Regions from separate parts of the Homo sapiens genome. Here region 2 is linked to region 1. A link is an interaction called in ENCODE POLR2A ChIA-PET data of the cell type or tissue named here. Cell type or tissue: GM12878. All regions are shown on one strand. Each heading gives the region's core, and the rest is flanking DNA. Links, peaks and the distances in the headings are about the cores only. Region 1 overlaps VOPP1 (VOPP1 WW domain binding protein). Region 2 overlaps VOPP1 (VOPP1 WW domain binding protein).

Region 1 (4,386 bases), core at 143-4,142:
TCTGCTCTTCCGCACACCCAAGTCCTCTCAGGGGTGGTGGCTGTAAGCTGGGTGGCCTCTGGGGGGCTGAGGAGCACCTGGGCTGGAAATCTCAATGGAGATGGTGACATTTCTTATAGTCACTGCTCCTGACCCAAGAGGCCTCCCACTACCCACAAAGAGGTGGTGGTGTCCATTCAGGCACCGAGGAAGGCCCAGGTAACCTCTGGCAGATATCAAAGATGGGCTGGGAAAGGCTGCCTCCCACAGCGTCCCCAAGAGCATGACTGGCAGCGAGGTGAGTTTGTCCCCTGCAGCAGAGGTCCCCAGGTAAAATCAGCGGACCCATCAGCCACCTCTGGGCACAGAACCCCCGGTCTTCTCCAAGCTCAGTGTTAAAATGTGCCAAAGGAAACTGCAAATATTAGGGAGAATACAGGCATCCCAAATAGTGACTGAGTCCTTACTCTGTATCTCACATGCACAGTAGTATTTATACTGCACAGCAACCCAGTGCAGCAGGCACCACGACCACACCTTTTTTAAGAAAACTGAAGCCGCAGGCTGAATAGCATCTGGAGCTACCTCCTCCCATGCCACTCCACTTCCCCTCTGTGCCACAGGAGCAGCAGGCACAGCCTCTGTGACAGACAGGAGCTCCCTGTCACCTGATGAGGAGGATTCAATGCTCCCTGCAGACACCTGAACATCGGACTGAGTTCCCGCATGTGGACCTGCGTCTAGGCTCTTCTCTGACAAACGCCACCTTAGTCGGCAGCACTTTCTGGACTGACAGGGAAGTGTGCTGTTTGCTGCTTTGGATCCTGCAGGACATGCTCCTCGGTCAGTTCCTACCTTTATCTTCTCATCTCTGGGCTCCAGGAAGCTCACACGGTGGCCCCTGTTTCAGGCCGTGCTGGCAAAGGAGCTGAGGAAGCGAGGCCCAAGCAGAAGCTCAACTCGAGGAGAGAATGCAAGCCAAGGGGCGGGAGCTGCTGAGGCCACACAGCCACTTGCTATTTTTAAATCACATGTTACTAAGAGCAGACACCTAGTAAGCCCTGAACCAAAGCACAGAAAGGCACATTTTAATCAGAGCTCTTGGAAGGGCAGCTTGCAACAGGAAAGGCAGGTAGTGAAGGGAAGTGAAGGGGGAAAGAAACATTACTGGAGGGAACAGGAATGTGTTGCTTTTCTGTTCAGATCCCAAAGGGTCTTTTTCTTCAAAAATAAGAATATCTTGTTTATACATGTAATACACAGTCTTCCAGACCAATAATGGAAAAATATCAAATTAAGGAAATGAAATAAACCTTGAAGCAGGACAGGGTAGAAAGAGAGAGATCATTTAGCACAAAGAAATCAGAAGAGGTGAGAGTAATTTTGTATGTCTAGGTAGCTACAGTAGAAAACCTACATTTCATTAAAAGAGCTCAGTCTCTGTTAGCTTACTAACTGGCACGCTGAAATGAAATGCAGGGACAGGCAGAGTAGGGAGAAGGCGGCTGCCACCTGGGATTTCCGGTGAGACAAAATGAAATCAGATTATCAAATATAGGAGTAAAATCTCTACAACAAGTTTGCAACCTAGATGTTCCCTCCTCAATGCATTCCGCATGGTGAGTTACACTCACAAAACAGAGGTGTTGTTTGAAATATATTTTCTGCAGGGGAAGGAAAGAAAACAACCTCTAACAAAATAGGACACCACCTTGAGTCAACATATTTGTAAGGAATATCTGTTTTGGAGAATCTTAGCACTTTACCCAGGTGAAATGAAATGTAGAATATACTAGAAATGTACTTTTTAGATGAGATCCATTACATATATATATATATATATATATATATATTTTTTTTTTTTTTTTTTTTTTTTTTTTTTTGAGACGGAGTCTCACTGTGTAGCCCAAGCTGGAGTACAGTGGTGTGGCTCACTGCAACCTCTGTCTCTGGGGCTCAAGCGATTCTCATGCCTCAGCCTCCCAAGTAGCTGGGACTACAGGCTTGTGCTACCATGTCCAGCTAATATATATATATTTTTTTATTTTAGTAGAGACGGGGTTTCACCATGTTGCCCAGGGTGGTCTCGAACTCCTGAGCTCAGGAGATCAGCCCGACTCGGCCTCCCAGAGTGCTGGGATTACCAGCATGAGCAACCGTGCCCGGCCTAATTTAAGTTTTTTTTTAATGTGATGTTGAAGATGCTTCAGAAATGACTAGTCACTCTCACATGACTATACCACTGCTGCATGAGGCATAGGTACCTTCCCTGTCCTGCACACCACAACGCACCACAACTGACACGTCGTGGGCCCTCCACAGACACCTGTGGATGGAATGAATGAAGTGCAGCCATCACCATCCCCGGGACAGCACCCTGCACACTGGCCATGTGTCCAGAGGCCAGGCCGGCAGCAGTGTGCAATGGCAGCCCGCCAGCCTCTCCTGCATCCCCACCGCCTGAGGCCCCCAGCAGCAGGGCGAGCTGGGCTGGATGTGAGTCTCCTGTACCTGCACTGCCTTCTCCACCAAGGCAGCAGAAACCACAGTGGGCTTCAGAGATCAAAAATAACGTACCCCTCAAGGTTAACTCTAGGGCAGCTGTGCCTCCTGCAGGTCAAGCACTTCCAGTAGGGGTGTAGCCGCCGTCTCTTGCTTGCAGCAGACCTCTCCTTGAGCAAGACTGGATGGAGTAGAATATAGCTAAGCAATTTCTACTCATTCCCCTTTAAGAAAAATGCTTCATGACCCCAACTTGATGGACAGTGGAGAAGACAGCTTTGGAGAAGACAGTTTTTGAGTATTAAATATCTGGACCGGTGAGGGTATTGGACAAGCCACCCCATGTGTGCTGGCTGGCCCCAAAAAAACAACTTTCTCCTTGGCACCACACTGGGTTCACTGCTGTGTCAGGACACTGTCGTCCCTCGCATGTGCAGGGAAGTGGCACACTGAGTCTATAGCACTAATCTCATGAGCATATGTAACAGAGAGGTGAGCTGGCCTTGGGTAGGTTATGTTCTTATGGGACTTCTGCACTGGCCGTGTGCAAGTCCTGTGCCTCAAACCTGGCAGGTCAGAATTCGCAGTCACGTCTTACAGAGGAAGCAGCTGACAATGTCACAGAGCTGGTAAACAACAGAGTGGAGGGATGGGAAGGCTGGTGCTAGGCAGAGGTGGGGACCGCACATGCAGGGAAAGTGCTTCATGCTACTGCACGGGTCACTTTAAAACGGTTAATTCTGTTCTTTGAATTTCACCTCAATTAAATAAAAAAGTAACAGAGCAAATATGTGAACTCTGCACGAACATGATTGCAAACATCAGGTGCTACACACTGGGCCAGGCAGCAGGGTTATGGAATGCACAGGCCACGGCCCCATACTGAAGCACTCGCCGCGTGGTGGTTTGCTGGTGTTGTCAGCATTCTCTCACAGCCAAAACAGCAGGGGAGGAACAAACTTTTATGGGGACAGGGAACTGAGTCAGAAGAGGCTGAGAGAACTGGGGAATGATCAAAGGTCCCCTACATGGGTTGGCGCTGCTGACTGCATGGTGGGAACTGCAAGGAAATGCATCCACTCAACATCAAGGATGGCCGCTGTGTGCCAGGCACTATCCTACGCTTGTTGGGAAGCCAAGTATTTATAACTTGTTGCCCTCATGAGATTCACAATAAAGAAGGAAGATAAAGCCAGACGCTCTCTTGAAAGTCTACTGTTAAAAGGCATTGTTCCTGATGGTTTTAAGCAAAAAAGTGACATGGAAATTTACAAAGACGTGAGAACTGGACAGGAGAAGAGGCTGAAAGGAGACTAGCTAGAAAGTTTCGGCAATGGTTCAGAGGGACATTCACAGATGTGGATTCGGGTGAGGACACTGGGAACAGAGGGGAGAAACAGAAAGACCAGAGGCAGAACAGAGAAGACTAGTGGGTGGGGCTGGGGTTTCCTGGCATCATGAGATCCGAAGACCTTAATTTACGTACAGGGCACAGGACAATGCCGGGGCCTGGAGTAAGTACTCAATAACTGTTACCTGCTGGTACTCTCACGCTGAACTTCGTGTTCTCATGGTGACTTCACTTTTCCATTTTTCTGGACAGTGCACCTAGGGAGCTCTGGATCCTTCTCCCCACCATTGGAAGAGAAAAGCGCGAAAGGAAACTGGGCCACAGGACTGAGTGACAAAAGCAGGGCTTGTCTTTTGTATCCCCTGTCTCCAGTTCAATGCAATGCAAAACACTTTCAAAATATGCAGGGAACAAGTGAATGGATAAAGAACAAATGAACAAGTCAATACAAGAACAGCAATGACCTCTGACGCCCAAGCTCTGACAAAGCTGATCTATAAAACAATTGGAGAAATAGGGTTTTAAGGAAGAGCACACAGGAGGAGGCGAAAGGT
Region 2 (4,345 bases), core at 346-4,345, 50 kb after region 1:
GATATGCCCTATGCTTGAAGCAAGCAATTGATCGATTTCAAACCTAATTTACCGGATAATATCTCTTTGTTCTGGTCTGAGGACATTGTTCTCTTGTTGACAGTTTTGAAGTATATAGCTGTACTTCCTGAAATTTTATATATATATGTATTAGTCACTGCCTCCCTGTCTTCATTGACCATTTGATTCTTTAACCCTGACAAGGGAAGGTCACTGTTTGCCAATTATCGAATCCGATGGCCTTCTGCAAGGCCTCTTCTCTACTGTTCTACGGTATCTGAATGCAGATCACCTTCGCGTTTAGACACCCTCCTCCCGCATTCTAGACTCTCATTTGTTGGATCTCTTTTCACCAAGGACAGATCATCAAACACTTCAAAACCAGCATTTAAAATTAAACTCTGACTTTTTAAAATTAAGGATATCCTTACTCTCCAAGTCAAAATCTCAGTCATCCAACTCCACCCAGAATCTCTGTAATTGACTCTGCTCTATTCAACATGTTTGTTAATCAGTTGGATAAAACCAACAGGAGTATAATCAAATCGGTCCATGGTACAAAACAATATGGGACACTGGATTTTAAAAAATAGTGTTCAGACATATGTTGATAGGCTTAAGTAGATGAGATGAATGATTAATGTGAAATTGGAAACAATGTAAAGTCCTCAATTTAGGTTTTTAAAAAATAATAAACAGCTCTACAACTATTGTGAGGTGTGGTGGATTAGCAGCAGCACATGTTAAAAAGATTTCGGTCTCACTGCAAACTCAGGGTGAATCTCCTGGCTGCAGGGGTGGAGGTGGGAGGACGCACTAGTATAAACTAGTATAATTTTATCTGCTTAATGACAAGGGCCAAAGGTTTTGATGCTGCCAGTCAGACCACACCCACAGAACAGAGCTTCCTATTGTTCAATAAGTGCCAGTGGGGAGGACCTGGAGGGGAACCAAAGGTTTCAGCACAAACCACAAGAAACACTGGATTCACCCCAGCCCACTTAACACTGGCAGATCCAAAACCAATCTCCGATCCCAAGATCACAGGAGAGTGCAACCCAAATACCACACACAGACAGCAAACAGGCCCTGCAGACCTCACAAAGGTGCAGCAGCTCATGAAGCCAATGAAAGTGACAAAAGATCTAGCAGTCAAGCCATTTAATATGAACCAAAAGGTGGCCAAAGGAGAATGATATGAATAAAAAGGACAAAGAGAAGCTGGAGGTGGGGGTGGTGGGAGTTTCCAGACCAGCGCAACTAATTCTGGGGAAAAAACTTTCACTATGATCATGCCACTGAAGTCCAACATCAAGTGAAGACTGTCTTATGTGCATTATAGAATTTTGTCAGGAAAATTACACTGTCCCCCCAAAATGGACTCATCATTCTAAAATGAGTACTCAGAGCCTGACCAATATGGTGAAACCCCGTCTCTACTAAAGAAAAAAAAATACAAAAATTAGCTGGGCTGTGGTAGCGTGTACCTGTAATCCCAGCTACTCAGGAGGCTGAGGCAGGAGAATCACTTGAACCCAAAAGGAAGAGGTTGCAGTGAGCCGAGATCATGCCACTGCACTCCAGCCTAGGCGACAGAGGGAGACCATATCTCTAAATAAATAAATAGATTTAAAATAAAATAAAATGAGTACTCAGGATGAAATTAACTTTTATGTTTACAATTTGATATTTGTTTTTCCAAAATAAAGTCCCAACCGAACTTTTTTTCCACTTTGACTAGGAAATGTTGATCCCTGATTCACATGGATTAATGGCTAAGTGGCCTTTTTCTAGGACCAATTATTTTCAGATATTGAGGACATCCTCATCACCATCCAGTCCAAAATTTTCAAACTGCAGCTATGAGGATGGTGAGATGATTTAAAACCATGTTTTGAAACAACAGAAGGTGAGGCCTGGAAAAGAACACACACACAAAATGGGACCACACAGCTGTGTTAGAAGACTGAGGGCCTGTCATTGTGATATTTCTGAAAAGCCCATGAGTGCAGACCTAGGACCAGGCTGAAAATACTGTCATTTCCCCTCAATATTACAGAAAACTTTAACAACTGAAGTTGCCCCAAAAGTTGATACTTTGTCTTAAGGCACAGTGGGTTTCCATCACTAGAGGTGCTCTGCTGCCCTCCAGCCCCTGATCAACTGCCTCTTCTTTTCCCACTGCCCATCTACTCAGCTCCTGCCCACAGGGCTCTTACCACTGACGGCTTTACTCATTCAAGTCTCCATCGAGTCCCTGCTCTGTGCCAGGCATGGTTCCAGCAACTAAGGATATGTCAATCAATAAATCAGAGCAAAACCTTTGCCCCTAAATTGCTTACATGGTAGAAAGTAAATTCTGTCATATTTTAAAGATAGTTATGGGAAAAGGAGGATATTGGTCAGAGTTAAGGTAGACTAGGGAAAGAACTGAGAAGAAATTTTAAATAGGGTGGTCAAGACAGACCTCACTGAGAAGGTGAAATCTGAAAAGCTTCATCAAGAGGACATGATAGAGTGAGTTCTAGGAAATGTCCTTGCCCTGCAGAGCTAATCAAGTGAGCACTAGCCTAATCCTATCCTTGCCATGTATTTCTAAGTCATTTACCCTCCGTTAGCCTTTATAGCTGTGCCCAAAGTAAAAGAAAGCAAAAACCAAGGAAAGCCCCAGGTCTGGGCCCAACGCCCACAGGCCTCCTCAGACACCTGGACCCAGGCTTTCCCCACTTCAGAGCAGAGCTCTTGCCAGCCGGTTCATTTATTGCTGCCACTTCTCACCCATGACCACCTGGCCTCCCGTGGAGTTTCCAGAGACAGCAAACTCCCTGCAGGATTCTTTTTCATTCAAATTGCATGTTGCCTGGTTTCTAAAAACTCTTAAGAGTGGGTGGGCTGAAAGGTTTATTTCAGGAAATTGGCAGCCAGGGACTGCCACATTTGTTGGAATTCCAGGGCACAAAAGACATTTGGCAAGAGACAAAAAACACTCTTAAACATAACTCAGTTCTAATTTCCAGACTCCCAGGCATCAAAATACACAGAACTTCAGAAAAATACTCAGTGATCTTATTATTTTTCCCTAGTTCAAAGATAATGTCCACTTTGCAACCCTCTCTAAGAGACAACTATTCCTTTTTTTTTTTTTTTTTTGAGACAGTCTCACTCTGTTGCTCAGGCTGGAGTGCAGTGGCACAATCTCCGCTCACTGCAAGCTCCGCCTCCCGGGTTCACGCCATTCTCCAGGCTCAGCCTCCCGAGTAGCTGGGACTACAGGCGCCCGCCACCACGCCCAGCTAATTTTTTGTATTTTTAGTAGAGATGGGCTTTCACCGTGTTAGCCAGGATGGTCTCGATCTCCTGAGCTCGTGATCCACCCGCCTCGCCCAAAGTGCCGGGATTACAGGCATGAGCCACCGCACCCAGCCTGACAACTGTTCCTTTTTCTAGTCCAAGAAGATCTGTTCTTTTGCCCAACAGCATTGAAGCACAAAGCAACGTGGCTTAAGCGTTTCCAGCTCTTGGTTCCTGGGAAAGATCAGAAAGATAATGAGTAGTCCCTTAACTAAAATAAGTCTATCTCCTTGGAAGCAGAGGCACTGGTATTGGTGAGTTTTACACTAAATAGCATACTATACATTTCTGGGCTCACTTCAGTAAGAACAGAGCCCTTCAAACAAATACTAAGTAGATTTCAAAAGTGTAACCAACCAAACCTCTAGAAAGAGAATGCAGTGACAATATCTAGAAAACAATGCACACAACAAAAAGCCCCAGGGAGGTGCATATGCTTAGGGCCTCATTACTCTCGGGATTCAACTGAAGTGTAGTCAGTTTTAAAACCTTTTTTTTTCCTTTTAGTTTCTAAGGAGTTACTGTGTGAAGGCCACTGAGAATAACTTCAGCAGGGCTACTAGGAGACAGCTTAGTACTTTCACTCTTCCTGTAAGGATTGTTTGCAGGACCTCACTTCAGCCAGCTGGCGGAACAAAGGCATAGAACCTTAGCATTTTATGAACCAAAAAGGCCTCTGAGGTTCCCTACTCTTAGCCACCCTTAGAATCTGCCACATTCGTGGCCTGGGTCCCTGGATCATAACCAGCTGGCACAGAGCAACAGGGGAGAGGGAGATAAAATCAGGGCCCTCACTGGCTGTGCATGTAATTCACAGGAAACTCTGAGTTAATAGAAAAGAAAGGTCAGTCCAGTAATGAGCTTCCAAGAAGCCTCCCTAGGAGAGGGATGGTGCTGTCAGCTGCTGCCGGTTCCTCCCTGAAGCCCTACCTGGGCTTCAGGAGGGGAACACAACCAGGGTTTCTCAGGAGAGTCCTGGTGATGCCCACTGTCC

Evidence for each region. ChIA-PET counts read pairs that join two places held together with the same protein. Peaks named below come from ENCODE experiments on the same cell type or tissue, not always from the same donor. Only the 100,000 strongest peaks of a DNase experiment are listed, where the experiment ranks them.
Region 2: POLR2A ChIA-PET joins it to region 1 with 8 read pairs; 10 of 35 experiments call an interaction of 5 or more read pairs at or near these places.

Annotation. Positions count from the first base shown.
Region 1 is chr7:55,515,102-55,519,487 of GRCh38, forward strand. All of the region lies in intron 2 of VOPP1 (VOPP1 WW domain binding protein), which reads right to left. Among named protein-coding and RNA genes, the nearest start is that of VOPP1, 55 kb to the right of the region's middle. RefSeq lists enhancers at 420-489, 660-709, 720-879, 1,891-2,396, 1,969-2,038 and 2 more. In GM12878, for the core only: no CTCF peak of the experiment used is centred there; DNase peaks (open chromatin) are centred at 998 and 2,230; H3K4me3 peaks cover 1,606 bases; H3K27ac peaks cover 3,207 bases.
Region 2 is chr7:55,564,950-55,569,294 of GRCh38, forward strand. All of the region lies in intron 1 of VOPP1 (VOPP1 WW domain binding protein), which reads right to left. Among named protein-coding and RNA genes, the nearest start is that of VOPP1, 5.4 kb to the right of the region's middle. RefSeq lists silencers at 3,730-3,779, 3,927-4,221. In GM12878, for the core only: a CTCF peak has its summit at 2,148; no DNase peak of the experiment used is centred there; H3K4me3 peaks cover 3,720 bases; H3K27ac peaks cover 3,818 bases.